Linked DNA regions of Mus musculus: region 2 is linked to region 1. Evidence: chromatin loops called from intact Hi-C (ENCODE). Cell type or tissue: left cerebral cortex. All regions are shown on one strand. Links, peaks and the distances in the headings refer to the core of each region. The heading gives the core; the rest is flanking DNA.

Region 1 (16,158 bases), core at 3,420-11,419:
CTTTAGGCGGGTCCCCACCCCTCCCCTTCCCCCAGTGCCAGCCCTGGGTCACTTGGATTTTTCACGTTTATTCCTCATCCCTCCCACTTTATTTAGAGAGTAATGAAGGTGTCCTTCGGTCAGTGTGATTATCTGGAATCTATTTCTTTACAATCAGAAAAGGTTTGTCTGCACTGTCAACTTGTCTCCTAATTTCTTCCCGGAGTCTGATCAATATTTTAGTTAAGTCATAAAAATTAGCTAATTGTTCCCCTAGCAACCAGCATTTTTCTAGATTACTTTGTAACGAATGTTAGTTTTACACTATATAAAAGCTCATCTTTTACCAGAAATCGATTGCAACAGCTACCAACAAATCTCTTTTATCACACAGCGTCATAAGACAATGAGGCCCGTTTCAAAGCAGAAAACGGGGCTCAACTTAGGAAAGATTTCTCTCCCAACCGTTGCCCCTTTTGAATGTCAGCACACAGGCATGTAAAACAATGACATGTAAAAACAAGCAAACAGTGTTCCTTTGTCATCTCCAGAGAAGAGGATGAAACCAGCAAACTCCTTCGTGTGGGTGGCTTGTTAGGGACACAGCAAAGAACAACTCCACCACAGAACAGTCACGCATGCAGATGGAACCAGCGTGGCCTGGATTGCATTAGTAACATCCTTTTAAGATGGAATTCACGGCCACAGCTGACGGAGCAGACCAGGGTGCCTACGGGAGCAATCGCAGGCATCCAGACCCCTTGGAGTTCGGAGAGCAAGGGACAGCACGAGAAGTTCTAACTGCTGTCGTGTGGCTCTGTCCGCTCAGACACTGGGTGACATCCAGAACATCTTATTGTCTTGCTGTGTCTCTACTTCTATTCTTATGTCCTGTGTGATTTGTTTGGTACTTCCTGGCAGGATAGTTGAAGTTCTCCACACATGCCTCTTCAGACACTCTAACTAGTGCATTAACCAAACACAGCTAGAGCTACAGGTTCCTCACGCTGCATGGAAACCTAGTGATTCTGTTACATGGAGAGTGTCACGCATCTCTGAACAGTGCTGGTCCAGAGCTGCCCTTCCCCTATTCCTTTTGGGTTCTTATGGGACCAAATGGTTCCCATATATGTTCATTTCTCAGACAGGTTACTACGATGAGAAACTCTGAGGTGGGAGACATCTTGGCTTTATTTCCCCATCACGTGACCATTTCTTTCTTTGACCTCTGGATGACGTAAACCACCATTGTCCAATTGTCACAAATGCTTTTTGCAGTTTTCTAGGGCAGTGCTTTTTCTAGTGTGGTTTAGGAGACTTCTGAGAGGCCCTGACTCTGTAAGGGGAGGTATAGGTGTAGTCAATGCTCTTTTTTGTGACATTATGGTCATTATACGCCACCTTCACTCTGAAAGTGCGCAGTGGAGATTCCAAACATGACAGAATATCAATAGAACATGAAGACTTGACTCTGTAGTAAGCCAGACACTGAGATACTTGGGAGAAGAGTGAACAAGGCCACTCTCTATCTGTAGATATTTTCATAAAAATATGCTATTTACATTAAAATCTGAGAAATTTATTTATTTAAATTTTTCAATTTGTTTCTAAAATAGTAAATGCTGATAGACTTAAGCCATTAACAGAAGCAGTTGGGAGGGAAGAGTGGGGGTGGGAAGGGATTGGAGGGGAAGGAACGGGAGTTGAATTGATCAAAATACATTATGAACTCTCAAACCAAAAAAAAAAACGTAAAAAATCCCACTCACAAAGTAATTTTTAAAAATATAATCCTGATCCTTTGGGGGCTGGCAAAATGGCTCAGTCAGTAAAGGGGCTTGCTGCTAAGCCTGAGGTTCTGAGTTCCATCCTTGGGACCCACATGAGAGAAAGGAACTGACTCCTCAAACTGACCTCTGACCTCTACAGGTGCACTGTGGCACATGTGCCCCACCTGATAAATACATTTCACTCACCAGAGACATTGTATCATTTGAAAGTTTCTGTTAAGGCTTGGCATAACTTACCTGGCAGGGAAAAGAATGTCAATTTAAAACAATTCTCTCCATAGATTCCTAAGTGAATTATGTTTCAATTACTGAGTGTTTTGTGGGTCTTTAAAAAGTGCTGAGCTAATATACATATTAGTATGCATAATGTATATATATATATATATATATGAGATATAAGATGTATATTGAGATATAAGGCTCTGGCTCTATATATATTGAAGATCCAGAGTCTCACACTGGCTGAGCAAGTGCCCTACTGCTGAGCTTAATGTTCAAGCCCAGGATTCTTCTTTAAGGCAGGAAAAGGTGTAGGTCAGGCATTCAAGGAGACTGTAGGCTTTGGGCTGCAGCAAACCACTGGTCAAAGAAAGTCAAGTCAAAGTGTTTGAAAAATTGAGCACTTAGGAAGGGGGACATTTAGAAAATGTTAAATGTAATGATTAAAATGGTAAGGTTTTATTATAAGTATTTCAAGAACCATATAATTAAAATGCTTGGAAGTTTTTAATAAAATCCATGTTAAGTCATGGATTTTATTGAGTTGATTGTATTATTTTTTTCATTTTTGTTTTAGAAGCAAACACGATATGTAATTTCTATAAGCAAAACAAAATAAGTCATTAAAAAAATACATCAAATAATCTGATTTGAAACTAACATCAAAAGCCAAAATCGCCAGTAATGGTGGTTCTGTAATCTTGGCACTTGGGAAGCAGAAACAGCAGGCTCTTGAGCCCATGACCAACCTATTCAGTGAGATCCTGTGGCCAAACCCAAGGATCGGGGCAGAAGCTCGGTGGTGGAGCCCTGGCCTTCCCTGTGCAAGACCCTGTTCTTCATCCCCAGCACAAAAAGCCCAGAATAGGGACATGAACTGGTCACAACTGAACAAATACAAATTTAATTATAGACAGATAATGATAGACTATAGAAGCATATACTTGGTTGCGAAGAAGTAATGTGAAAACTTAAGAGCAAATTTAAAAGACTATGAAACACAGATACACAAGGTTTGACACTGCGATAATAAATATATCACAGTTAGAGCAAATATCAGATTTACAGGGATGGCTTTACTGTCACGTACGACAAGGAAAGCCTCTATGCATGCCTGACAGCAGGTGTTACACATAAAACTTTAAGCACGAACAAACAAGAAGTACTGAAAACCTGGAACTTTACTGTGCCAAACAGCATCCAAATAGAATTTCAACTCCTGTACGACTGTAAGTGGTTGTAAAGTTTGTGTCACTATAAACTCTTTACAGGCGTCACGCTCTCGCTGTACACGTGTTAGCCATCTCCCACAGTCACTATAAGGGGCTCTGCTTTGGTGAATAGAGGAGACAGAGCAGGATTTAATGCAAAATGTGCAGCGCCAACCATATTTGCTACTACCCAGACTTTCTCGGAAAGCTCAGGAGGGTCTCAAGATGAGCACTGAGGTGGTGTGGGTTTGGATAGAAGAAAAGGAGGCAGCTCTAGAGGCAGTAACCTCCCCAGGGGAAAAGGGAAACAAAGGTATAAATTGTAAATACATGTAATTCCTTAGAAAGTGACTGCAGTGGATGGTGTTAACAGTAATGGCAAGAAATATGAAATTTAAAATATGTACAAATTGGGGACTGGAGAGATGGCTCAGCGGTTAAGAGCACTGGCTGGCTGTTTTTCCTCATGACCCAGGTTGATTTCTTAGCACCCACACGGCAGCTTACCACTGTCTATAATTCCTGTTCCATCATGAGATCCAACACCGTCACACAGACACACACCCAGTCAAATCACCAATGTACATAGAATAAAAATAAATAGCATTTTATGAGGACCTTGACAGTCTGGCTCTCAAATTGTGAGCAGGGCTTTCCGGTCTATGAGAAGCAGTGAAGACTATGGTTGTGACCATCCTGGGTAGGATGGACTAGAGAATGACCTGAGATGTGGATGCTGAGTAGGAGGATGCACAGTGGCTGAGGAAGAGCTGGACCAGAGAGGGAGGGTGGAGATAGAGAGGCGTGAACTGGAGACACATATCAAAGGAACTGTCAATGGGATTCAGCGGAACTCAACAGACTGGAGAGAATGCAAACCCAGTGCTTTGAGGCCACAGGGCCCATACACACACACACACACACACACACACACACACACACACACAAACACATGAGAGAGAGAGAGAGAGAGAGAGAGGGAGAGAGAGAGAGAGATACAGATGCAGAATTTGAAAGGGACCCCTTAAGGAGATCTCCAAGAAGATCCCAGGAAAGGATAAGCTCACACACTACAGATATTGGGGGAGGGGGGTTACTAATCCTTGTTTATGGGAGAAGGATGAGTTACAGGAGGAGACAAGGCAACAGTGCTAGAGATGGTATGTGACAGCAACGAAAGGGTCTCAGCAATAGGGACCCAGCAAGCAAAGGACTGGCTCATTTAACAGGCTGCTCCCACAAGCATTCAAGCCCTGTCTCTACCACTTTCCTCAGTGTTGCGATAAAATCCCTGACCAAAGCCACTTAAGGGAAAAAAGGGTGGTTGTTTTTTTCTTTTTAAAGATTTATTTATTTTATGTAAGTACACTATTGCTCTCTTCAGACACACCAGAAGAGAGTGTCAGATTCCATTACAGATGGTTGTGAGCCACCATGTGGTTGCTCATGACCTCTGGCAGAGCAGTCAGTGCTCTTAACCTCTGAGCCATCTCTCCAGACCTGAAGAGTGGTTGCGGCAGGACTGCAGGAGCAGGTGGCTGCTGGTCACATGTGGCATCTTCACTCTGGAAGCAGAGAGATGGGTGCTTGTGCTCAGCTGGCTGCTTTCTTTTTATGCAGCTGTGGGCCCCCAGGTCGGGTTGGTGCTGCCTACCATTAGGGCTGGCCTTCGTACATCCGTCAGCCTAATCTAGATGGTTCCTCATAGACGTGCATGCCTTCAAGCTGATTATAGACCCTGCCTAGAATCTAGATATCAACCATCATGCAGCTCATTGCAAAAAATCCATTCTGTTTCTTAGTTTCATCCTATGTAGAAGGATATCTACCTGTGGGCTGTTTTAAGAATTGAAAGTGAAAATGTGTTTATAATATCTAGCATGATAGTTGGCACAAGACACTCAAGGATGTAATTGATTACTTTTCAGAAATTGATAGAAAATAAGCGGAGAGAATGGAAAATTTTAAGAAAGTCTGAGCATCAAGGAAAGATAAGAGGAACAGGGGATATACTGCAGATGTTTGCTGGGCTTGGATCTCCTGTGTGTACCTCAGCTCTGAGCTGGTGGAGGCAGGAGAATCATTGGAGCTTACTAGCTTTCAGCCTCGCCAAGAAAAATATAAGCTCCAATTTCATTCAGGAAGAGGCCCTGACTCAAAGGAATAGGGAAAAGTGACAGTGGAGGACATTGATGCCTGCTTCAGGCCTCTGAGAATGCACATGGGGGCAAATACCCTTGAACACACGCTCAGGTGCATACACTCACATGAGTGTGAGCATGCGCGTGCACACACACACACACACACACACACACACACACACACACATACACACACTTTTCAAAAGATCCTATCAAGAAAAGTAAAGATGGTAAAATAGTGGAACCAGTTTCTTGGTTCCTCAGAAACGTGGTTGAACTTAACATGTGACCTAGCCAGCCTACCTCTGGTTACATACCCAAAAACGGAAAGCAGAGAACAATTAGATATTATGTACACGTGTTCATAGCAGCACTGTTAAAGTCCCCAAAAGATGCCAACAGCCCTTTCTAAGTGCCCAAACGGGTACATATTTATGGAAGGTCATACAAACCTAAAAAGGATGGAGATTCTGGTGCATGCTACAACATTCATGAAGCTGAAAGATGTTATACTTCATAAAATAAGCCAGCTCTGGAAGGACAAAGGTGTGCGACTCATGAGCATAGGGTACCTAAAGGTTCTCAAATTCACAGGATCGGAAAGGTGGAGTCATGGTTGTCAGTGGCAAAGAGAAAGAAAGCCTGGGTCTTTTGTTCAGTCACAGTTTCCATTTGGTGAGCATGAAAGGGCTCTGGAAATGGGTGGTGTTGCTGACTACACAACAGTGTAGATGAATGCATTGCCACGGAACTGTAGGCTGAAAAGGATTAACATGGCAAATCAGATATTTTTAATAATGATTAATAATCATTTTACCAGAGTAAGTTAAGATACACACAAATAAGATAAGCCATCTAAGACACTGTCGTTTACCAAATGAAATAGGTTGGAAAAGTCATCAAAAACCAAAAATATACAGTTCACAGTGCTGCACTTGGTGGCTAAAACCTGTAATCCCAGCAGCTGAGGGTGGAAACAGGAAAACGGGGGACTTAACTCAGAACAAATGAGGTCAGGGCCAGCCTGAGCTACCTGAGACCCTGTCTCCAAACAAAACAAAAAGAGCTTGCAACAGTAGCTATGGAAAACATTGTTTAAACATAAAAAAATAAAATGTGTAATATAAATATAGCTATAAATATGACAATGAGACATCTATGCAGCTACCATCTGGCTTAAACATGCAAAGTTGCTAGTAGTCTCAAGACCCCTCTGGTATTTTTCTGATGACATCCCTCTCCTCGCCAACTCTAGATTGTTATTCATCATCCCTAGTCATTTCTACAATAACTAGGGGAGCCAAAGCAATATCCTGGATTCCCACGGGCACCACGAGACTCCCCCACGGAGGTGTACTTCCAATTATAGATATATGTATCACCCTCTCATGATTATTACAGTATTTAGGGGGATCCCAAACAATGCCCTGCTTCCCCCTGGTTACCATGAGATGCCCTCATGATGATGTAAGAACGGCAGTAGCCAAAGCGTTTATCCCGATAAAGGAAATCTTTCCCTAAAATGACGTGCCGCGAAGTCTCTCTCTTGTCAGTGTTAGCATCTAAACCAACTATTGCACAGTTGGTGGCTTCTTTTCATCTTCCATCTTTCCTGTCTTTGTGGCCTTTCCAGGTATGACTGTCCCTAGAGTTTAAAAGCCTGCTCTGTTGATTTCTGTACATAGCTGACACATTTAAGGCCTTTTATTGTGGTTAGAGATAAGCACGCATTCTTTCCAACTGTCTTAGTTTGGATTATTTTGGATTGATAAGGATTGGGGGGGGGGCTTTTTGTAAACTCCATTTCTCCTTTTTACATATATAGTGGTTACTTTTATGACTTTTATAATCTTTTATATTCGTGAAAAATGTTAGTAAAATGTAGACATAGTTGGCTCTTTAAGAAGTCTAAAATTAAACACGATCCCCTTCTTCCAAATAAACAAACAAACAACTAAAGAGGAGTGGAAATGCCACCTCTTAAGACCACAGTCTTTTCTTCTCAGGGTTTTCCAACTAGGCATTGTTGGTGTAGACCTAAACTTACAGCTGACCTGTGGCTTCTTGGGGCTGTTTCTCTCCCCACCCCACCCTGCCCCACCCCACCCCCCAAAATCTATGGAGACAGCTCTCAGTGCGCATCACTACACACAGGCTATTGTTTCCGGTTTGAGTTCTCACACAAAAGATGTTAGCCTTTGCGCCCACACCAAACATAGTGGCAGCCAGAAAGGGAAAAGGAGTTTTTAGTCTGGTCTTTTGCTTTCTCTCCCCTCCTTGCACTGCCATTCATATCCAGCATTTGAGTTCTTTCCAATCACATTAGCCTCCGGGTCAGCTCAGATTCTTCGGGTTCCCTATTCTGCCTGCGTTCTGTGTCACTTGTATCGTGGGGACCACCCACCAGAGAAACCCGCTGCTCAGACGTGGGTTTAAGCCAATAGAAAGACTTCTAGACTAGCAGAAACTCCAAAACGAGTGTTAATGTAGGGTCTAGAGGATCTCTTATTCTAAACAGCTTTCTTACGTTTCATGATTGCTTAGGACTCAAATAAAATCCTCGCGTTCTGTTTGGTCCTGTTTGTAGGTCAAGCGATCAATGCCTCAGACAGACAAGCAAGTATGCATCCCACCGGAGCTGCCGGAATTGCTGAAGCAGTTTACCAAAGATGCCATTCGGACCCAGCCTCCTGATCTCATACAGTGGGCAGCCGAGTAAGTTGTTTCTCTCGGATGGCAGATATTAAGAAAGGGTTTGTGGGAAACCGAGGAGGTTGGCAAGCCTGCAGTCAGGCAGTGCAGGCAGGTTAGTAGAAACTGGGTCTTTAAAATCCACACACAAATGTATCCACACACAGAGCCCTTCCCTAAACTAGCCAGATTGAGTAGTAACATGAGAACAGTAGGCCAAGTGTCCTGGGGCAAATAGAATCAGTTAGCTTACCATGTCAGCTAGCACATGCCCGCCTAACCCATCCCTGCATCCCATCTGCTTTCCTGGTTGGAAGGAGTTTAGGAATCTGGCTGGCACCTCCGCTCGCCTTTCCCCGGTTTACACCTGCAGCTTGTTTTCCTTCTTACCGCTAGATGGCAGCAGTGCACCTAGTGGAGCGGTGCGCGATCCCGCGGGGAGGAGGAGGAGGAGGTGGGATCTCTACAAGCTGGTTTCCTCTGATTAATGAAACACCTTCTTTCATGGCTGTGGAAACACATACTTGGGCAAGACTAAAGACACTTTGAACCCAGTCTTTGGGGAGAAAATTCTTTTTTAATTGATTTTTTTAAAAAATTGATCTTTCCCGTCTGCATGAAGATGTCCAAGGTCACATGGCTTTCTGGGAACGGTTGTAGAGCTGAAGAGGTCAAGTCGCTCTATGGTGTGCGTGTAGCACATAGCACACTGGCTCCTTGAAGAGCCCCTAGAGGCTGCTCGGTGGGTGAGCTTGCACAACAGGGGCGGACTTCACCGCAGCGGCTTTGCATAGAAAGCCTCTCAACTATGAAATTGTTTCTTAGACACACGTGCCTGCTGGAAAGTGGACAGCCTGGCTTGGTGCAGGGGGTTGGGAGCTAACAAGACCGTACTCTGGGGCCTTTTCTAGATGTTTTTATTGCTGGATGATTACTTCCTTAGAGGTGTCTCTGTGAGAAGATACCTCAGACTGTAGAGGGAGGGGCTAAGGAAAGAGAACCTCCAGCAGGTGGTGAAGACATCTAGGCTGAGCCAGAAGGAAGCTTTTTAGAATGGAAGGAAAGTAATGCAGTCTAAATGGAGTTGCTTTGCCTAGTCATGAATCCTGTGTCGTTTTCTATCTTGAATTGTATGCATTACCTCTAAGATTGGACTTTAACGTCAGAAGGCTAATTTCTTTTGGCATAGTCGGACAGATTTTGTTTTATGCCATATGATTGCTTCAAACCGCATTTTAACGTCCTTGTGCTTCTGCATTATCGCAAGAAAAGTGACATTTCTCGATATTGTCCCTGACATTCATGGAGGGAAACTTTTCCACCATGGTAACCTGCTGGCTCCGTATTGTATGATGTGCTATAAATTTTTTAGACATCCGTGCAAGATCAGTTTGTACTTCAAGTGCAGTGAGAAAGAGCATGACTTAAGAACATTCTCCATCCAGTTTAGACATCAAAGGCACTTACCGGATCGCTTTCTGTGGCTTACAATCTTGTGTTCTAGCAGATGGAACAGCACCGAGTATCTCCAAGATAAAATAGGTATTTAGTTCATAACATGCAAGAATTTCCTCGACAAAGAAGAAGCCAGCTCCCCACCATCAGCAGGGCCTATACTGATTTGTCCTGAAGCAAGCATGTGAGGCAGCCGAAATCGAAATCGGTAAAACTGCAACCACGGAATCATTCACTTGCAAATACAATGCAAAGATACAGAGCAATGAATCCGTGGGTGTGGCTACATTCTCTAACCAACTATACTAACAACTCCAAAGCTATTTGGAGAGCGCCACATATCCACCCAGGCACTTCTGTGGGACGGGATGCTGTAGTATTGCTGTCCCCGCTTTAAATCCCCTCCCCCACCCAATCTGATTGTAAGGTCAGGCCACATCCCAGTCTGGGTGCTCCACTGTACCACTTTCACCCAGACACTGGTCTGTCTACAGAGATGGCTCATGTACAGGGTCAAAAGTGTCAAAGTCTTTCTACAGCCGCTCCCACTGAGGACCTCTAGCCACAGACTGGAAGTTGCGTGTTCTGATTCCTGTCTCTTTAGTTCTGTTTGCTTTGTGTCTCAGAAAAGGGCAGTAGTTAGCGCTGTCCTGTAGACTGACCCTAAAATGGGCTTCTGTAAAACAGCACCCTCCCTCCCGGTGTTTTATACTACCTGGTGATGGAGGGGCAGGAATAAGACTTTGGGTGGAGACACCCCGGCGTCATATTGCTCACGCCCACTCCCTGTGGCAGTCAGCTTCTTTCCATATCACGCCAATCTTGACATAGGGTTTGACCTATCTTTCTCATCACTCCCAAACAGAGTCCACCCCACGAGGCAGTAGCACACAGCAGGCATATCTAACTGAAAATTCTGAGGGATGAAAGAACAGGACTGCTTCATAGACACCACATCCACTTACGCCGTTCCCTTCCTTGCCATGCCTCTCCTCCCGGGCCTTCCTGAGGGCCTTGCTCAAGCCCCACACAGGCCTCACTACCTCAAGCCAGAAACCCTTTCCCACTCCCCCAGGAACCATTCTATCTGCAAGTATCTTCATATAATCACGGTCTTCATGCCTACCAGATCCGCATGAATGGATATCCTATGCATATCCTAGGATCTCTCTGTCTATGAAAATAAAACACCAGGGCTAGAGAGATGGCTCAGTGGTTAAGAGGACTGATTGCTCTTCCAGAGGTCCTGAGTTCATATCCCAGCAACCACACAGTGGCTCACAACCATCTGTATTGGGATCTGATGCCCTCTTCTGGTGTGTCTGAAGACAGCTACAGTGTACTCATATACATAAAATAAATAAGTACATCTGAAAGAAAAGAAAAAGACTAAGAAGGGAAGGGGGTGGGGATGAGATTCATTGGCTGTTTATTATTCTTAGAGGAAAATAAAACCTTTTTATACCCTGATCACTCTTCATTCCTTAAAGTGGAAATAACACAATCAAACTTTCCCCATTTGCAAACAAACCACAGCTAAATACTGTCCTTTATCTACTCAGCCAAAAAAAAAAAAAAGTGAAGTAAATTCATAAGTATCTAGAGGCCACTAAAACCCGGGAGCCTCCTCTATCCCCCACCCCTTCTCTTGCAGATATTTCGGAGCCATGTCCCGTGGAGAGATTCCTCCAGTGAGAGAGAGGTCTGAACAAATCCCTTTGTCCAACTGGGCTGAGCTGACACCTGAGCTGCTGAAGGTCCTGCATTCTCGGGTAAGGAGCTCTAGGGATGCTGCGGAAACTGAGCGGTTACATCAGGGCGGTCTGAACGCCCGCAGGCAGCTGGCCGTTAGCACTGCCCCCAAAAGCTTATTAAGTCCTGGCCTCAAAGCGACTTGTCCTTCAGAGAAATGGGAATTAGTGTGGAAGAGACTGAATCCTTGAGCTGTCCTGGGGTCATCACAGATCCCCCCCCCCCCCCCAGATCTCAAAGGATATACAGGGGCTCAGTGTAATGCATACCACCTGTCTTAAAGGGTATCGGCATCACACTAACAGGGCCAGACGATGAGAGGTCTACCGCAGGCTGGTGTAAAAATAGCACACCCTTCTTGGAAAACCCTTCACACATTATCAAAGGAGTTAGCCTGTGAACGGGGAAAAAATGGACTGGCTTGAGAAAAATCTGTGCTTTGGCCAGTTGTTGGGATACAGTTGAGCGGCATGGTGCCCCACATTAGGATAGAGGATAGGGGAGACTTGGGTGATTTGGGGCACACTCAACCTTGGGCTCAGAGGCCCTGGCAATGTGTTGGAACCTTAATGAGGTACCCGCATCATGGCTGCATCCTTAGCTAAGGGGAATCTGTCACTCGCCTTCACTCTTTAGATGCCAAGACTTCTGTGGAGTGAACCCAGCAAAGCTCTCAAGGTCCTGGGACCAAACAATGTTAGATACCTATCCTAAACCCTAAGGTCAGCCATAGGGTGCCACATGTCACTCATGCAGAGACAGGAGGGACACACATGAGATTCAATACAGAGAACTATGTGTACTCTAGGAGAGATGTCTCAGCCAGCCTCTAATGTCCCATCTGCCTTCCAGGGCCAACCTAAGAACAAAATTAGAGACCATAAAGGCATCATAAGAAATGAAATGGACTCTACATGGGTCTCTCTACCATAATTCTGACATCTGGAGTTTAAAAATATTAAACTACATCACAGCATTACAAAGACAATTGTCAAACGGGATTCGCTGGCTCTCTCTAGCTCCCAGTTTCCCTCCTTGTGCTGGGAGAACTCAGAGCATCTTGCTTGTGGTCCTCATGTGTGTTTTGTGTGTTCCCTGTCCCGAAGGTTGCTGGCAGACTGATCATCCACGCAGATGAGCTGGCCCAGATGTGGAAGGTGCTGAATCTCCCCACGGACCTGTTTAACAGTGTGATGAACGTGGGTCGCTTCACAGAGGAGATCGAGTGGCTGAAGTTTTTAGCCCTTGCTTGTAGCTCTCTTGGAGTTGTAAGTGAGCTTTCTTGTGTTGTGTGACAGAGGATAGAGGGTGGTGGGTGGCTCAGAGGTAGACAGAGACTGGGGGTGGGGGGCTCCAGATCCAGTTCTTAGTATACCAAAACCAAATTTTGAAATGCCCCATCATTTTTCCCTGGGCCTGGAAGAACAATCTATCAGCACCCATTCAGCTTTCTCAGATGATAAAAGCAAAGCAAAGCCAAGCAAACAAACCCCTGCCTTTCATGCCTCCTCCTGCTCTCTAAATGAAGGTCATTTCCAGGTTCGGCAATCAGAAGCAAGAACTGGTAGAAGGAGGGATGGCTATTATCAGGTTCTGCCAAAAGCTGGCCAATTTGGCTTTGGATTGTTTGTGACTTTCAGCCATTGCCCTCAGATTAATTTTCACTCTGCCTTGCCACGTCATTGATGACCTGAAGCTGTGGGATAAGATTTGTTTACTTGTGGGGTCTAGATACCTAGAAGCCAGATTGGTAGAGAAGGTACCACCAGGGGTGTTCAGCCTCATGGAAAACCACTTGTAAATGCTAATAGGTATGCGCCTCAGAAAAAAAGAGAGCAAGATTATCTTTTCAAGCAATGTTAAAGGAACAGGAGAAGGAGGAGAGACTTTTCAAAAATCAGAATCATGAAGAAAGTAAGCTCGTCTGAGTTCAGGCCTTTCTCAAATGTGACATGCTTGAAAATTGGAAAAGCCATTTTCCTGCTTTGAAGGAAGGATGCTGAAATTGGCTTTTATGTGCATTTAACACTGAGGTTATCATCTAAGTGGACTCCCTCTTAGTCACCGGTAATGAATGGAAACGGATCAGCTACTTGTTTGGAAAGCGAGTTGTTACTAATTGCTAAAGCACGGACAAAGCCAACAAAGGAACTCACTGCCTCTGCTCAGGCCAAAGGGGCTGGAAAAGTAACTTTTGTATCACACAGCGCAGCCAAAGCACGATCTTGGTCTTTCTTTTCAAATGTCTTTGGAACATGTACTTGGCATTTTTGTTTCTGTGTAAATTTAGCAGAAATATTGTAATCCAAAGTTTCCCGTGGGTTTCCCCTGCAATTGGCATTATAATCATTTCTCCAGAGAGAAGGAAAGAGACTATTTGTGGTTGGTTTTTTTTTTCCATTTTCTTTCATAAAAACATTATACACTGTTCTCCAAGGAGGAGAGGCGAACATAGCAGGGCAAGTGAGCTGTCAACTAGGATTGACATTTGCGGGGGGTTGGGGGGGGAGCCTTAAGGATTGAAAGAAATCATGAAATCACAAAAGATACTCTGAGACTGACTCTCTCTCTCTCTCTCTCTCTCTCTCTGGTGTGTGTGGGTGCATCTTGTAACTTAATCTATAGTTAATTCTGACCTTGATCTACCTCATCTTCAAAAGGTAGAGTAGGGAAATAATGAGATTTGATCCAACCTTAGAGCTTAGATCGGTGCAGCAAGGGAAACCACCTCCAGGCAAACCTTGTCTCGGGTTCCATGCCCATTCTGCCCCCAAGGTGGCATCTGACTGTTTTAGGACAGGGCTGAGCTAGAGGGTGTCCTTGGGACCCGGTGGAATTCACTGGGCTGCTGCTGTCTGGACACTTGCTGCTTGTAGCCTAAGCTTTTGCATCTCTCAGATGGGTCAAAGCATCATAATGCTCCCACTGGCTCACTGCAGGTCTCCCTGGTGTTGGCCCTTTGATGTTTTCTGTGCATTGTCCTCCCTGCCCCCTTGGCTTTGGTCCACTTCCTAGCCTCTCGCCACTGTGCAAATGTCTGAGTCATCATCTTGTTCCCATAGCTCGCAGTGGCCTGGGTGACTTTGCAAAGCCACATGCTGACTCCTTTTCTGTTTGTACATTCTGTACCTGGCAGGCTTTCTCTGATGTGCCTGCCTCCCAAACTGGGAGGCAGGTCCTCTTTCTTCATCTCTTCTAAAACAAGGAAGTTGGGTCAACCTTCACCTCTACCAAGCTGTCACTCTCTCCTACATATCTGCTTCCATCAAAACAGCCTTATGCCCATATCATTCCATCAAAGAATACCTGGGGCAAGCTCATCCTGGAAGTATATATAGTCTGTGTACCAAAAGCTGCGGGTGGATGAAGGAACCAGTGCCTACTCCGGCTTGTGTCATGCGGGAGTGTAATTGTGGGGTGGGTCAGTACTGTAACCAGACAGCTTGCCTTACCTAAACTCATATATTGAAATCCTAAGTCCCAAAGAGGTGGTACTATGAATGGGACCTTCTGTCACGAGAGTGCAATCCTAAGGCATGGGGACTAAGGAGTCTTAGAAACAGGGGTTGAAGGAGGCTGTTTGCCCTTTCCACCGTGTGAGAAGACATTGAGATATGCTATCTGTGAAGAATAGGCCATTGTCAGCCCTTGATCTTGAACTTCACCTCCAGAACTGTGAGCAATGGGTTTCTGATTTGTATTGAATCTTCTGAGTCCAATATATGTGGTCATAGAAGCAAAAGCAAACTCAGTCAAGGTATCACCATGTGGAGAGGGCTTGCATTCCATGTAACCCATACACCCTTGTAGACCAGTCTAGTAGACGCTTTTCCTTGTTTTGCAAGCAAGCTATGGTCTTTTACAGAAAAGTAGGTTTTGCTCCTGTTAGAAGAGTCTTCTGACCTCATAGGCACATAACACAGATATACATAGACAATAGCTGAAGATGAAATAAAATATTTTTTCTAAGTATGTGGACATTAGAATCTAAAGGCTTGTATGAATAATCACTAACTATTTAAGATCAAATATACGTCATGGGCTGCAAGGGCTGTGTTATCAACTTACTACACGCTAGGTGGTTTACACAACAGAACCATACTGTCTAACAGCTCTGGAGGCCAGAGTTGAGGCCACCTCTGCTGACATAGGAGGAGCTTTCTTCTGTGTCAGCCTAAGTCTGTATAGCGTAGGTCTCCTTCTTGCCATACTCTGCCCACGAGGCATGCTGTCCTAATCGTTCCATTGCGACTTAATTAGCTTTTGTACCGCTTACGCTGAGTGACATTTTGATTTGGTTTGGTTTTCTGACAGGATGGCCTTGAACTGTCCATCCTCCTGCCTTAGCTTCCTGAATGCTGCATTCGCAGGTGTGCACCATTTCATTCATTCCTATTAAGTCTTTAAGTCTCAGTCTCAGATTCTAGGATTTAGGACTGTTGTGCCAGGAAGCGTTCGTGAACCCCAAAGGACCACCAAGGAGCCAATTCCAATGCAATCGCATTAGGGTCTTTTTATTACAAGTTCCAGCTTGGGCTTCATGCCAACCCTGACGCAGGCCGGGAAGGCGGAGCCCCATGCCTAGTTTCAGGCAAGCATTTATAGAGGCAAACAAGCAAGCAAAGGGGTTTCTAGCCTGGCACACATTTGATTGGGGGCCATTTTATGGCCTTTAACATAATTGGCTGGTGCTGGGAGCCAAACCATAAATTTAACTTCTACTTTTCTCTTGATTGGTAGTTGTTAGGAAGCCAGGAGCAGGCTTGTAACCTGGAGGTGCAGATTTGTTAGGGAGTAACCTGGAAACTGGTGCTAGGTGCCAGTTTGTTAATTCCAGTTCAACTTCAGGTCAGGTTCTCTAAGATGGAGTCTGAACCCAAAAGATCTGGTCTCTCAGGACTTCAACATAAGACCCTGAGG
Region 2 (16,158 bases), core at 5,034-13,033, 130 kb before region 1:
TACAAATGGGACCTCATAAAATTGCAAAGCTTCTGTAAGGCAAAAGACACTATCAATAAGACCAAAAGGCCACCAATAGATTGGGAAAGGATCTTTACCAATCCTAAATCAGATAGGGGACTAATATCCAATATATATATATAAAGAACTCAAGAAGCTGGACTCCAGAAAATCAAATAACCCTATTAAAAAATGGGGTATAGAGCTAAACCAAAAATTCTTACCTGAGGAATACCGAATGGCTGAGAAGCACCTGAAAAAAATGTTCAACATCCTTAATCATCAGGGAAATGCAAATCAAAACAACCCTGAGATTCCACCTCACACCAGTCAAAATGGCTAAGATCAAAAATTCAGGTGACAGCAGATGCTGGCGAGGATGTGGAGAAAGAGGAACACTCCTCCATTGCTGGTGGAATTGCAAGCTGGTACAACCGTTCTGGAAATCAGTCTGTTGGTTCCTCAGAAAATTGGACATAATACTACCGGAAGATCCAGCAATACCTCTCCTGGGCATATACCCAGAAGATGTTCCAACTGGTAATAAGGACACATGCTCCACTATGTTCATAGCAGCCTTATTTATAATAGCCAGAAGCTGGAAAGAACCCAGATGTCCCTCAACAGAAGAATGGATACAGAAAATGTGGTACATTTACACAATGGAGTACTACTCAGCTATTAAAAACAATGAATTTATGAAATTCTTAGGCAAATGGATGGACCTGGAGGTTATCATCCTGAGTGAAGTAACCCAATCACAAAAGAAAACACATTATATGCACTCACTGTTAAGTGGATATTAGCTCAGAAATTTAGAATACCCAAGATACAATTTGCAAAACACATGAAACTCGAGAAGAAGGAAGACCAAAGTGTGGATACTTTGTTCCTTCTTAGAATGGGGAACAAAATACTCATGGAAGGAGTTACAGAGACAAAGTTCAGAGCTGAGATGGAAGGAAGGACCATCCAGAGACTGCCTTACCCGGGGATCCATCCCATATACAACCACCAAACCCAGACACTATTGCATATGCTAGAAAGATTTTGCTTACAGGACCCTGATATAGCTATCTCTTGTGAGGCTATGCCAGTGCCTGGCAAATACAGAAATGGATGCTCATAGTCATCTATTGGATGGAACACAGGGCCCCTATTGAAGGAGCAAGAGAAAGTACCCAAGGAGCTAAAGGGGTCTGCAACCCTATAGGTAGAACAACAATATGAACTAACCAGTAACCCCCAGAGTTGTGTCTCTAGTTGCATATGTGGCAGAGGGTGGCCTAGTCGGACATCAATGGGAGGAGAGGCCCTTGGTCTTGCAAAGATCATATGCCCCAGTACAGAGGAATGCCAGGGCCAGGAAGCAGGAGTGGGTGGATTGGGGAGCAGGGCAGAGGGAGGGTATAGGGGGCTTTGGGGGATAGCATTTGAAATGTAAATGAAGAAAATATCTAATAAAAAAAGAAATTAGTGATCTCTAGATTTAGATTGTTTATATTCACAAAACAAAACACTGGGAGTATTCACAAGGACCTACTGCTAATGGTTACCTTGGAAAAGTGCCTTGGCAGATAGAAAGAGGGTTATATAAAAATACTTAAAATATATTGAATTTTTAACAATGTAAATGTGTTGTATTTGCATACATTTTAAGTTCTCAAAGACAAAAGTGAAGGTAAACTTTTAAAACCATGAGCAATGCCAAAATAGCATCCAAGAGACAAATGTTTGCCACATTTGCATCAATACATAATTCAAAGGACAAATATTCTTAACTTATAAGAAACTGCTAAAAACATTAGAAAAAAATAGTAAGTATAAAATATAAAGTATAAAAATAAGTAAATATATAAACAGATAATTCACAAACATGGAAATGGAAATGTCTGAGGAAAACTGTAACTAGGAAAACACAACATAAAAATAATAACCAGGCCACATTTTACCCATCAGCTTGGCAAAACAAGCAAAAAGCCACAGTCATGCTGGAGAGTAAATTGATATAAGATTTTTAGACATCACCTTGGCAGAACTTATTAACATTTCTAGCATGCATAGCTCTCAGCCCAGTAATTCTACCTCTAAGACCCTCACCTACTACAAGATCAGTACCCATACACACCGCAATATATTCAATCAGTAAACCAAAAAAAGGCAAAAAGAGGAAGAGTAATCCAAATGACTAACAATAAATTATTAGTTAAGATAAACTATGATAATTATATTTAGAAATGTTTAACAAGGACAAGCAGTTTGATATGTTGCAACATGAAAGGATGTCTATGCTCCATTCTGTGTGGAAAAATGTGGTTTGCAAAATAAATGGCGATATCTGTATTATTCTACTTTGTGAACACACACACACACACACACACACACACACACACACACGAGTATATATTTCAGTGTGTGTCAAGAGAGCTCTGATAGAAAATTCACCAAACTGGTAGGAGAAGCTATCCCTAAGGAGTAGGGGATTCACTCAGAGATCTTTCTATGCTTTCATGGTGTAACTTTGTAGCATAGCCATTTGTTCCTCTGGTAATTTTCACAGCATTTCAGGCTGACAAAAATAGAAATCCAGATCTTTTTTCCCTCGGGGCCAGGCAACCGTTTCCTTCTCCACTTCCCACTCACAGGATACAGAATGTGAGATGGTTTCAGACAGCTCCCAACTTGGAATCACCACCAGGCTTATCCACCTCAGTGGCTGTTAGATGAAGTCGCACTGGTATGTCAGACATTTGCCTTTCACCCTCTGCTCTGCTCCACAGCCTTGGCTTGCCACAAGAATCCAGATGAGCACTCTGTGAACTTAAAGAGTTTCAGCAGGAGCCACAGCTCCTCTCAGGCTATTCATTTATCTGCCGCTTACAAATCTTAGGAGAGTTTGGTCAGTGAGAGCAATGTTTCTTCTCAGGTCCCAGTCCTACCCAAGAAGTGACTAGAGCAAAGTTTCTTAACCTCCTTAATGCTGCAATCCTTTAATACAATTCCTCGTGTTGTGGTGACTGCCCCAACCAAATTATTTCATTGCTACTTTATAACTGTAATTTTGCTACTGTTACAAACTGTAATGTAAATATCTGATATGTAGGATATCTGATATGTGACCCCTGTGAAAGGATAAGGGGTCAAGACACACAGGTTGGAAACCACTGCTATACAGGATTAGAATAATTCTGAGGCCACAGGGATGGCAATGAGGACAGAGCAGTGTGGTCCCTTTGTGGCATCTGTCAGAAATAAGGTGCTGAGCGTCATACCGTGCGCTCTCTAGTGGAGCATCCCTGCCTTGTGCTACAGGCTTTGACTAACCCACATCCCTATTCACTTGGAATATTCGGAGTGTGGGAAGCTGCAAGAAGTGGCAGGCGGCACAGACTAGCGGAAGATGATCACTGATCATGACTGCGTCTCCCATAATGCATCTCTCAGCAGACACCTCGAAGGCAGGGAGTCCAGGGGAAGAGAAGGGGCTCTCAGGGTAGATGTGGCTCCAAACAGATGCAGATGGATAACTCACAAACATTGGGGTACAACGCTGGCCTGAGGTAAGCCCTGAACCTGAGTTCCATCTGTCATATTTTACTGCTTTTTATCTCAGACTCAACAACTATACCCACGTAAGAACATGCCTCTCACAATCTTGGAATTTCCAAGGACCCCGTTGAGAAGCCACTCATCTTCCCTATCTTTATAACCAAAAACAGAAAGAAAGAAAAAAAAAAAAACTCAAAGCCAAAAATCCCCAGACCTTCATGTGTCGTAACTAAAAACACTCAGTAAACAAAGCCAGTCCTTGGGCTCCCTTGGGGAGTAATTGTCTAAGAATGCTTCTTTACTTTCAGCTGGTGAAAGAAAAAGGCACAGACGTGCTAAGACTGTGCAGAGCGCATCTTGAAAACATTAATTTTTCCGAACACCAATGTGTGGCTCACGTGCCTCATCAGAGCAGGCAGTGACGGGCAGTGAGAAGAACCCTAAAGACACTGGTTTTGCTGCTGGGACACACAACTACTGAGGAAGTGGTTACTGTAAGCCCTGGGTACAGGATAGAAATTTATAAGGCATGGGGGCAAGATCTGGCACCATGCCTTGGCTCTGAAGCTTGGGGTTGGACCATCAGTTCTGAGGAAGGTAGAGAAAAGGCGGAATCCATCCTTCCTTCCATCTCTATTCCTGGCCAATTGCTTAGGACAAAGTTGTCAATCACCTCATCTACTCTCCTCCAGCCAGTCTTTAAGATGTGCAGCCCCAGCAATCATTGCAAGTGGCTACATCTAGGAGAGGTTGCCCCTCTCCTGAGTTGTGGCCCCTAAAACATTTCCCCTTCTTCTCCCCACTCAGAGATAGGAGCCATTCTTGTAGCTCCAGGTCTGTTCACAAGAAACAAGACAAAGCCAAGCCATCCACTGAGGCAAGGAAAGAAAGACTCAATAATTAGAACATGTCAGAGGCTCTGTCAGTGTCAACTAGACATCCTCTAAGCTGACTGCTACCACCAAAACCTAGGCATATCTAATTGCATGCCAAGATCCTATGGGGGAGTACAGAGAGGGGTGGGGAGACAGAGAGAAACACGAGAGGAGAGAGAGAGAGAGAGAGAGAGAGAGAGAGAGAGAGAGAGAGAGAGAGAGAGAAGGAGGAGACAGAGAGACATACAGACAGAGTCAGAGAGACTGACTGATTTATGCATTATCACTACCTAGACTCTGGAGGCAACCACCCTCCTATGTCAAAGCTACCTCCCATAGTCATGTGATATCCATCAAATCACTCCACGTTTCTGTGCCTCCAATTTTTGTGCAAAATGAGGATGTTAGTAACACCTAACTAAGTTAATAAATATAATAATACACCCCACCCAGCAGGTACTACACATGAGTATAAGACAGTGATGATCACCATGGTGTTGCCAGCCTATACTTTCCACACTAAGCTGTCTCTTCCCTTTAGACCATCACATATGCTCTTCACAGGCTTTGGAAGGCTGCTCCCACTCTGCCTTCATCTAATTCTCTAGACCCACAGGAAACCTTCTCCGGGCAACTTAGTTGGGCCACACACTGGCCGTCCACAGGACCCTATGACATTTAAGCTCTCTCTGTGTCCTTCTGTCCAACCGACTCCTGTTCATTGTCCTATGTCAAATTTCTGGCTGAGAAAAATCTTTGAAAGGATAAATAGAGAGTGAATGAAGAGCAGCTCTCCCTTGTTCAGCAAGCACTTACTATGTAGCCACTTACCCTGAATCACATCCTGAACCATGACTGAGAATACAAGAAGGAACAGAATACCCTGGCTGCTAATCACAAGCTCTCAGCTGCATCAACAGTTTGCCTTGCAGCAGCAACTCAAGGTGAAAGGGGGTTGACCGGGATGGAACAGCTAGACAATCCTGCTTTACTCAGCATGCCTTGGAACATCCTTGGGGCACCAAGGCTGGGGATATGGGAAGAGACAGGAAGTATCTAGCTTTGGAACCTAATTTTCAGTATCAACCTTGAGCTGACAATGTTGCTTCTTATCTTCTTTCCCAGGCCTCCATCTGTTCTGTCCCACCCCCCCATACAGATGGGGTCCTACTCCTATTACATAAAGCAGTTCCTGGACTACTCAAAGTGCCCCTGTGCAGGGACTTCAGGGAGACCCTGAAGTAGTGCAAATACAGCCACAGTCTAAGGCCCTGGCCTTGTTGAGTCCTGGGCAGTGACTACGCACTTAGTCTAACCCCTTAACAACAGCCAGACTAAGAGGAGAATGGACCTGGGCAATTACTCATCCCATAGATAAACATAAGATATAAATATGCAATTAAAGAGTTTATTTTAGGGGGGAAAGAATAAAAGAAGGAGTGGAATGGCCCAGACCAAAGCAAGAGGTCAAGCAGATACAATCTTTCAGAGAGAGAGGAATGCAGGTTTGTCTAGGGTGGGTTTGTTTAACTTGAACTAAGCAGTTGAAACCTTGACTCTGTTCGCCATCCCTACGTTTGAGGGGGGAGGGGGAAAGGAGGAGAGGGTTAGAAAGGGTGGCCTTTTCCTTATAAGGTGATTTATCAAGTACGGGCCCAGCTTATCCAAGAGAAACTCTGGCTAGTTCTGCAGATTGTCAGACTGTGAACAACGCAGAAACTGAATCTCTTCCATCCCACCCACTATTGCCTGCCATCATACCAAGGGCTTCCCATAATGCACTGCTCAGGAAGGACACTGCAGAGTGCAAAGGGACAACAGTTCACATCTGTGTCACTTCTTCCATTTTGCAAGCCTTACCTGTTTTTAGGTTTAGGTTTGTTTACTAGTTGTTTGGCTTTGCTTTCTTTTTATTTATTTTGTTTAAATTAAGTAAAAAGAAATAGCAAGAAATTTTGTCTGTTTGGGTTTTGCTCCGTTTTTAAATCTTGTTTCTTTTGTTTTTCTCCTTTGAAACAGAACAGACACCACTCCACTCCAAATAAGACCACTTGTGGAATCCTAAATAGCTGGATACCTGGCCAAGACGCCACCAAACACTTCCTAAGCCCAGTTAAGGAAAAAGGCAACTTAACTTCCAGTAACAGAAAAACTGAAGTAACTTTTTCCTTCAATAGATACTCAAAGTTATGTTTTCCATCTTAGTTGTCCTAAAAGTAAAGGAACACTCTATCTTTTCTTCAGTGGAAGTCCAGGTGTGGCAACTTCCAGAAGGGTAGAGGTACACAACCTAGGGAGCATGGGAACTATGGGGCACATCACCCTGCTGGACTCAGGTTCTACCATCAGATGAGTTTGAAGACAGTCCGGAACATTGTAACAAGTTCCGACAATGGACAAAAGTGATCTGGGTACTGCCCATCATCCCCTCTCCTCTGCTAGGTAATGCAGAGTAACCCAGCAAGGCCTGTGGCTGAGTGAACACCCTATTTCCTCTTTCAGATGGTGGGAGCATTTGAGGATGACTATATGTCATTGCACAAACATATGAATGCCAGCCTGTGTGTCTGTGTGAATAGTCTAATATACCTGGGTGTAGTATCAGCATTTGGACATTGGAAACAAGAACTTTGAGTGTATCAGGAAGCCAGCCATATCTCAGCCACCAGCTTCCTTTGGAGACAGTAGACAAGAAGTACATGGGTGAGAAGAATAGTCAAAAATAGACAGCTATTTCCTTCTGGTATCTTTGGGACTGAGTGTATTCTTATACGGAAGTACATGGAAGTATATAAACACACTGCTCATTGAATAGTTACCCAGGATCTACTTTGAATGACACTCACCCTAAGGCAATGTGTGCTGTTCTGACTTCACTCCATGACGACAGTGGACAGGAGAATACTGCAGAACATGTATCTGGATCTCTGCTAAGCCCATGGCAAATGTCCTCCAAAATATTCTTGTAGATAATTGAGTATGGGTACAGTTGTGAGGAGTCGCTGCAAATGATTGCAAAAGACCCAAGGGCTTTTATTACGAGAAACACTTTGTGTGGAACAGGGCTCTCTGGTGGTGGCCACAGATACCACAGCACTGCCCCCTCAAGTGTTTCTTTAGCTTCTTTAAAAATGTTATTTCCTCAGATAAAGATTATGCCTATAATATGGACAGATAATACAAACCTGGTATAGTGGACTCAATACTATAACAAATGACCGGGCAAAGATATAAGACTCTCGGCAAATCTGAACACCTGAACAAAATCAACAGGGGCAAACTCTGTGTCTGGCGATCTACCCTTTAAAGCGACGCACACATCACTCTGAAAGCCATTCTCACCTTCTGCATCTACCTTAGTGAAACACTGTACACAAGACGCACGCACGCTGGCTGACAAACATTCTCAGGAGCAGGATGGCTTCGAGGATGCAATGTTAGACTTGCCGAAGCAATTGTGGAATATTTACACCAAGAAAACTATAACCGCACAGAATATTTTCAGAGCATGTTTCAGGAAGAAAAGTTGATATATAAAGCATGATATGGTAACCTCAGACTGGTAGGCATAAGCCATATACAAATACACAGTGACGCCCACAGGGTTTCCCCATCACCGGAAGCCTATTCCCAGACAGAGCCTCGGTGGCCATTCGCTGCGAGAGAACTATGGCATTGCTAGTAATATCTAAAATTCAGAATGTAGTCATTTTGGTAATTGTATAATTACAATTTTTCCAAGTCTTGCTTTTATCCAAAGGGGGAAAGTTAAAAATATAGGAGATTATACAAATTCATTGGCTTTCCATTATTCAAAAGTTTAGCACTATGGAAATCTAGCAAAAGTGCTACCTCATGGTACAGAGAGTGTCCCAGAAGTCTGGACAGACCCTGAATACCAGAGTGTCACTACACTGATGACACCTGGAGAGCTGAGCTGGGGCCAATCTCAGCAATGCAATTAGGTGGGGACACCAACAGTACGACATCACGAAACAAATGGCTATGAGGAATTTGGAAAGCTTGACATTGTCCTGACTGACAGCACTGCCACTGTTTAACCTCGAGACACGACTGCGGGTACAACCAGGTCCCTTCAGATATTTGAAGGGCTATGGAGATAAGCCACAGTAAACCTTTTTAAGGCAGTTAACTTATTATGGAAATTTCCAGAGGCAAATGCTAGAACAAATAAATAAAAATGGTATTTTCCTTCAAAATTTATATGTGTGTGTGTGTGTGTATACACATACACATATACAGAGAGATACATATGCATCTACAAATAAAGAAGCATTTTAACTGAAAGAACGAATGGTAACAAAATAGTGGGAAATCATGAGTTTCCTATCATTGTAAATATTAGAGTAAGAGAACTTTTTTTAAAAAAAAAGCATGTTGGTTTCATTCCAGATAAATCCAGACAATTTTTAAAGATCTCTAACATTTCTAATATTCTGTGATCCATTCAGAGACAGAATTGGTTTTCAATGTATGTACCCATTTGATTCCAAATCCCTCTAGTGGTATTCTCTGCCAGCAGGTGGCAGCAGATGCCTTGGACGCTGGGTTCTATATGTTAGGTGTGGTCAAAAAATAAATGAGCACAGTTTCCAACAGTTAAAAAAGGGGGTGTGGGAGAACACAAGTCCCAAAGTAGCTTCCTTCAAAAGAACAAGCAAGCATAACTAAAAAACATGTCTAACAGTATACAACAATACTTTTTTTTTTTTTTGAGACAGTCTTTGTAAGCCTAGGTTGACCTAGAATTTACTCTATAACCAGGCTGGTCTCAGACTCTGGAGAATATCCTGCCTCAGCCTTCCAAGTGCCAGGATTACAGCACACACCATCACGCCTAGGTTTTGCATGTTCTTCTTGATCTCTGAATTCCTCTTGATTTAAAAAAAAAAAATCCTTGCTTCCTCTGCAGCTGCACATCACATCCATTACCATAATCTTTCAGCCAGACCCAAAGAAAAGAACCTTCAGGATGGTCAGAGAAGCATTCTGGCCATTTCCTGCTTCCAGCTCCCATGCCCAGCATCTCCACAGCTGAAGCTACAAAATAAGCAGGAAACATACAAAAACAGTGGACCTCACCCGGATAGCATGAAAGTACATCATTACCATTTTCTAAGCACACGAGAATTCTTCCCTACCCCAGCCCCAAAGAAAGGAATAAAGCCCCTGCTTTACCCCACTCTAGCCTTGGCTCTCTGCTGTGATGTCATTTAAACTCTGCATACAATCAACAGTCCTAGTCCAAGTGGCAACCAGAGACAGACAAATCTGGTATTCGTGAAGTATTTTGAATAGGGCTTGTAAGTGGACAGAAATAAATAATATTTGTTGAACCAGCATTTAAAGCAGTTACATCATGGTTAATCATGGTCTTGAGTCAAGGTGCTATTGACTGTTCTAGTCTCAGGTCAAACAGTCCTTCTGCCAGGAGCCCTTGAGCTATTAAGAGCATGTTCAGTTCCTCCGCAAAGTGTCAGGCATACACTCTGTACCTCCCGTGTCACACTTCTGCATCTGCCCTAACTAACACCACTCTACCACAAACACTTCATTTCCCTCTTACAATGCAGCATCCAAAGGCCTGAACTGCGTCCCCAAATACAATAGTCCCCCATATTCATGAAACTATTTTTTATGTGTATAAGCATTTTGTCTGCCTGTATGTCTGTGTACTGTGTGCATGCTTAGTACCCACAGAAGCCAGAGCAGATGGGACATCAGAGCCTCTGTAACTGGAATTACAGTTGTAAGTCACCATGTGAAAGTAGGGATCAAATCCAGGTCCTCTAGAAGAATAGTGCTCTTAAACTCTGAGTCCTCTCTCCAGCTCCAGTGAGACTCTCTCTTATAGAGAGGCGTTATCAATAAATCATCAATATGGTACCATTCCGCCAAGAGCAACATCCATTTGACAAGCATTTCCCAAGTGTCTATAGAGCTCGGGGTGGCACAGGGGAGGTCAAACCTGCATCCCGTTCTCAGAGAGCTCAAACTGAGAAAGAAAATGAAGGCAAGAACACAAACAACCATGCATCAAAGTATGCCCAAGAGCAAAGTTGGGCTTGGTGGTTACATATGTGTAATCCCAGGATTTGGAAAGGAGAACCAAGGGGACCAGGAGTTCAAGGTCAAATGCAGAGACCTAGAATTTGAAGTTGGTTAGTTTGAGACTCAGTCTCAAAACAACAGCAACAACAACAAATGTGTATATTAGAGAACAGAAAACCAGAAATTACCAATAGATATGTGCAAGAGGTTGACGTATGGGATAGGTAATGATGGTGGTCATAGCTACAAGGTCCCTGAATTGCTCTTTTAGTTGAGTGACTGTGTGTGCCATGCCAAGTGATTTACACAGATAATCACATTTGTTCCTCAAAACAATCCTATGTAAAAGCTTCCCAAAGTAGTTAAAAAGCTCAGCGAAGTCAGGGAAACTACCCCAGATATCACAAGCCTCCACCTGGTAGCGCTGGGTGCCCAAGCAGCCAGGCTGATGAACAGGGCAGCCACACCACAGCACTTGAGAATCTAGGACGCTAGGTTAAAGCACTGCTACCACACATAATGAGAACATGCCGAGACCCAAACTTGTACTTACAAAGATCAATCAGACAACAATGAAGAAAGCAGACAGAGGAGTCAGGCTTGAAGCCTACTGCAATTGTCTCATTGTTGTGTCCTGAAACTCGTGAACAGAGAACATGGCAGCAGGGCTAGAAAGGGGGTTCAGAAGTGAGGAATTCCAGGGGAAGGGTAGAGACGATCAAGGGTGATCCCAAAGTGTGTTCCTGAGTGTCACGACATGGAAGCTTGTCATGAGAAGAGGAGGGAGGAGTGGGGCGTGCAGATAAATTATATCCTTGGGAGCTTCAAGCCAGCTCTTCCCCATTCCCACCTCTCCCTAAGCATTCTTTCTATCTTCAGGGCCCTTCTCAGCATCCCTAACCGTCTCCAATCAACTCACCAAAGCAGAGAAGCAGGAATGGGGCAGGGGACATTATGTCACTGAACATTTCATGTCTATGCTCCCCTGGCCAACACAGCCAGCAGAGACAATGCCTAGTCAGGGGCCTGAGGAAGGAATTCTCCTTCACTGACTTCCTGACCTTGGACCAGAAGCTCTGTCTCTCTGGATCTCGGTTTTGTTTTGTTTTGTTTTGTTTTGTATCTGTAAAATCTGAGTTTGGACCAGAATAAAAAGTTGCAAGCTTGGATATGCATAAGTCAAACTCATCCACAAATAGACTGTTTCATCAGCATAATAATATACTTTAATAGAATTAGCGTCCATACTTGAAAACCTGGCCACTTCACAAAGACAGAGTGTCTCTGCAGCCCTTCCAGAAGCACCTACAGTTGGCTGGGCCCCACATTCCTACATGTCCTGCATCAGGTGAAACCAGCTAGAACCCACTGTTCCTCTCAGGTAGGGCACCACCCTTTAGTTTAGCATAGAGTGCCCCACCCCTCCCCTCCCCTCCTAAAGGTGGTTGCTCATCATTTAGTCCTCTCCTCTCCTCTCCTCTCCTCTCCTCTCCTCTCCTCTCCTCTCCTCGCCTCGCCTCGCCTCGCCTCGCCTCGCCTCGCCTCGCCTCGCCTCTCTCTCTCTCTCTCTCTCTCTCTCTCTCTCTCTCTCTAATTTTGTTGTTTTTGTTTTGTTTTCAAGATCGGGTTTCTCAGTGTCCTGGAACTCACTCTGTAGACCAGACTGGCCTCAAACTCAGAGATCTGCCTGTGCATGCCTCTGCCCCCTGAGTGCTAAGATTAAAGGCATGTGCTACCACCACCACCACCACCACCACCACCACCACCACCACCACCACCACCACCTGGCCAGCCGGCCAGCCATTATTGGCCATTTTAATCAGTACACTTATGGTCTGTCCCCAACAGGCATCTGTGTTCATAGCCCCTGGAGAAGATCATTTAAAACGCCAGCAAAGTAAGGCCCAGGAATGAGGGGCAAGAAACTAAAGTACAGAGGGCTAACGGTGAATTCTCCACAACGGGGCATGTAGGCTGCTCAGTGGAGCTGCAGGCTTCTGCCACAACTGATAAGGATTCGCTCACAAGTGTGTCAAGCCTGCCCACTCCCCCTCCCTGACATACACCCCACCAAGGAGGCGCAAGGCCAGATGACATCAGCCTTGGGCACAGTCAGAGAAACCCCATCATGAAGCAATTTGTTTCCCCAGCCACTCTAATTTAACAATTAGCTTAACAACCCTGGGCAGGCACTTGCTGCAGAAGCAGGAACCGATTCTGATCGGTGTCAACTTCAGCCTGGAAAGGGACTCCACCCCTTCCCCAACCCCACTGCCCTTGCTTCACAAGGTCCTCACTCAGACACGGTCTGGATATCTCAGAAGATATCTAGACTAATTATCCCTGAGACTCCAGTTGGCTTTTCCTGTGCCACTGAAGCCCCTCTCTCTAAGTTGGCCCTGCAGAATTTTGACCTAATCCATGAAGCATGTTGGGCCAGAATGCTCAAAGGCTTCCTTCTGTGGCTCTTTGAGGGTAGAGGTGCTAGAAGGATCCCTGAATGTAGATGATGGTACACACAGAGAAGCACACCTCAGGACTGGCAGCTTGAGACATCCAGGGTACACACACAGCTTACCAGAGGACAAGCCTCAGAGCTGAACTCACCCTAACCCAGACAGCATATTCAGTATCCCCCCGCCTCACCCCCCACATCATCAGAGGACCTCTGGGGGTGATTCAAGATGCTCCTTCCCTCAGCTTGTCCTGCTCCTAACCTCAAGACCTTTCTCAAGCTGCACCCTAAACCCGAATGTCAAGGTTCAGAGAGAGACAGATGGAGATGTTGTAAAGCAGAAATTGAAAAAAAAAAAAGAAATGTTGATAATGTCATAAGTCCACAGTAACCTGGAGGCTATTTTAAAATACAGAATTCTAGGATAGATGGGGTTAGGCCAAGGCCTAAAATAGCAGACCCTCAAAGAGGAAAGCATCCCCGTGTGACTAGGTAGACATTTCAAAGAGACAGAGGAGGAAGAAATGGCATGTAAAAATGGAACAACAACTCCGGAAATTAACCAGGCCAAAGATAAAACTAAGGGTGTCCAGTGCCATACAGGGATCTTTTTATTCTATCAAAGGGAGACGGTAGGGCAGAGCCAGTTGGTGACGCTATGGTACAAGGCATATCCTAGAGAATAAAGGGTTCTTCTTGACTTACCCTCCACATCAGGCAAGAGAGAAGCTGGTGCTGAGCCTGTAACCAGTGGAACCTGCCTGACAAGGGAGCTGTAAATAAGTCACCAGGACCATATGGCATCTGCCTGAGTCCTGAAGGAATTCAAGGGTGAAATTGCAGAGCTGATGCCCAAAATGTGTAACCTCTGATTACCAAGTCACTCACGCTTGCCATTGGCAGTGCGCCCATACAGTTCATTCATAAGACAGGGAGCCAGTGAAGCCTCATCTTCATACCGGGCAAACGGACAGAGAAGGGACTCAGAGGAGCCCTACTAAGCACATGAACCACTTAGAGCTGTGGTTCTCAACCTTCCTAATGCCGCGACTCATTAATACCTTTCTTCATGTCATGGAATAATCATAAAATTATTTCTGTTGCTACTTCATAACTGTAATTTTGCTACTGTTACGGATCATTATGTAAGGACCTCTGTTTTCTGGTAGTCTCAGAAGAACTCTGTGAAAGGGTCTGGTGAATTTAAGGGGTCGAGCTCCACAGGCTGAGTATCACCGACTTGGAGAACTGATAACATGGTGCTTATGAGGGCAAAACATGTTATACAACACAAATTCTTGAAAAACTAAACATATGTGAATTAGAATCCATGAGAGTCCTTCATATGTACTTTTAGGAAATTATTGACAATGTGCTATAATAAAAATTTTTTAAGTTTAATATTCATGAATTTTTTAAAGATAATTGACCTTTAAATTGTGGTAATTGAGACCAGAAGCAGCAAGAGATGATAAATGGGGGGATAAAAAAAGGAGATTAAAGAAAGGAAGAAATTATATATTTAAAAGGTATTACGGGTCATATCAACCAGCTCTGATCTACTATATAGACCACATTTGACCTCAGCTTTAAAAGGGTGGGGAAAACGCTGCGCCTAATTAGTGATCAAACAAGGTTGCTACCATGTGAACAAACCCTGAGCTGTGTAGGAGGACAAAGAATGGGAGCTATAAGTTGCCCTCTTCCAGGCTGGAGCAAAGGCAGGACGGTCGCTTTGTCCTCTAAGAACTGATAGGAAAGGCAGCTGGGTTTCAGTGTGACGGCCTCCCCACTGAGTCACATTTCCAAAAGTCTCCTCTCCAGATGGCTCCGTCCCCTCACCTTGTGATCATGAGCCATAGAAGCTACCTATGCATGGAGAGTGGGAGCCAATCCTACAACAAAAGCTTCTTGAAAACTGTCAGGGAGACTATCCATCAGTAAAGCCCATCTTTACTCCCTTCACCTACAGCATCCATCCAGGTCATGGAACTCTGATTTTATACATCAAGCTGTTCCCAGGAAACTCAATATGATGCTATTGACCAAGGATTCTAACACAACAAAAAGAGTAGATTTGCCCATTTCTTTATAATAAGTTGTTATTGCTTCTCTGTCTTTACATGCAGCAGAGAGTTGAGACCTCACATATACCATCCTTTGTCTCTAAGTTCCCTAGACACCTATGCCTATTACCTATTCAATTTATGCTGCTCCTAAGATGGGTGACTGTCACACGATAGTAGGCATGCAACAATCTCTCAGCCTTGGCCCACTCTCTACTCATCCAAGTCATTCCTTCAAAACTAGAGGCTACACACCTCCTTCCTATAGCTATCCTATAGCACCATGGCTACACACCTCCTTCCTATCGCTGTCCCCTAGTGCCATGGGACCTTGAAGTCTCTCTGTCTTTTAGGTTTGAGGTCAATGCCCTGTTGGACAAGACAGAAACAAAAGAGTTCTGTGTTACATCACATCGCCAACTATCACAGGGGTATAGTTAAGTTTATCTGCTTGAAGGACACATTCTGGAAGTCCACTGTGGGGATCCTCATAGAGACCCTTGCTGCAGTAACTGGTGCAAACTAGCAGACAATAAATATGACTAAGTACTAGCATCTCCTAAACAGAGATATGTTCCTTTCTTGCTTTTTCTCGGTCTGAATGCAGCCTTTAAAGGGCTTCTTTGTCTAAAATGTAACTGGCAGTCACTTGTCTTTTTACCACCTTCTTGCGCAGTATTTGTTTAGATCCACTCATGTATCATTTTGCCAGCTATGAAGTCCCTTCAATGCAACCTCATGGTGAATGCTCTTGAGTGAAGTGTGCCTGCCAACAGGTAGGAAGCCTGCAGCATTGCCTAGGACTGTGCCATTAATTGCTCCCAGGAGTCTCCACAAATGACGTTTTCTTTGATTACCCACCAAAGTAAAGGGTATGCACATTAAAACTAGACTGTTTTGGAGGGGCAGATCAATCCTTGGATAAGACTTGAATTAACCAAGGTCCTAAGGCTGTTTCATGAGCCAGAAGTTGCACTTATTGTCAACAACAACAAAATGCAGCATCCATGTGGCCCTGCAGTGCTCAGGCCAGCATGCGCAGTGTAGGCTGATGCCACAGGTAAGCCAAGCAAGCCATCACCAGGAAGTTGAACTCTTAAGTATGAATCAAGGCAAAAGAAGTCCACACAGCTCAGTGGTA

Evidence for each region. Hi-C counts contacts between places; a loop is a spot of excess contacts. Peaks named below come from ENCODE experiments on the same cell type or tissue, not always from the same donor. Only the 100,000 strongest peaks of a DNase experiment are listed, where the experiment ranks them.
Region 2: it touches region 1 in a loop (2.1-fold over the local background); 4 of 42 quality-filtered maps call a loop at or near these places.

What each region holds. Positions count from the first base shown.
Region 1 is chr16:34,658,757-34,674,914 of GRCm38, forward strand. Ropn1 (ropporin, rhophilin associated protein 1) reads left to right here. Exons shown (of 6, transcript NM_030744.2): 2 at 7,928-8,055; 3 at 11,141-11,258; 4 at 12,345-12,506. The coding sequence starts at 7,940. Among named protein-coding and RNA genes, the nearest start is that of Ropn1, 16 kb to the left of the region's middle. In left cerebral cortex, for the core only: CTCF peaks have their summits at 8,418 (motif pointing right) and 10,797 (motif pointing left); DNase peaks (open chromatin) are centred at 8,415 and 8,960; H3K4me3 peaks cover 569 bases.
Region 2 is chr16:34,522,730-34,538,887 of GRCm38, forward strand. It overlaps a transcript of Kalrn not described here. Among named protein-coding and RNA genes, the nearest start is that of Kalrn, 17 kb to the left of the region's middle. In left cerebral cortex, for the core only: CTCF peaks have their summits at 7,496 and 8,962 (motif pointing right); DNase peaks (open chromatin) are centred at 7,459, 8,992 and 12,652; H3K27ac peaks cover 450 bases.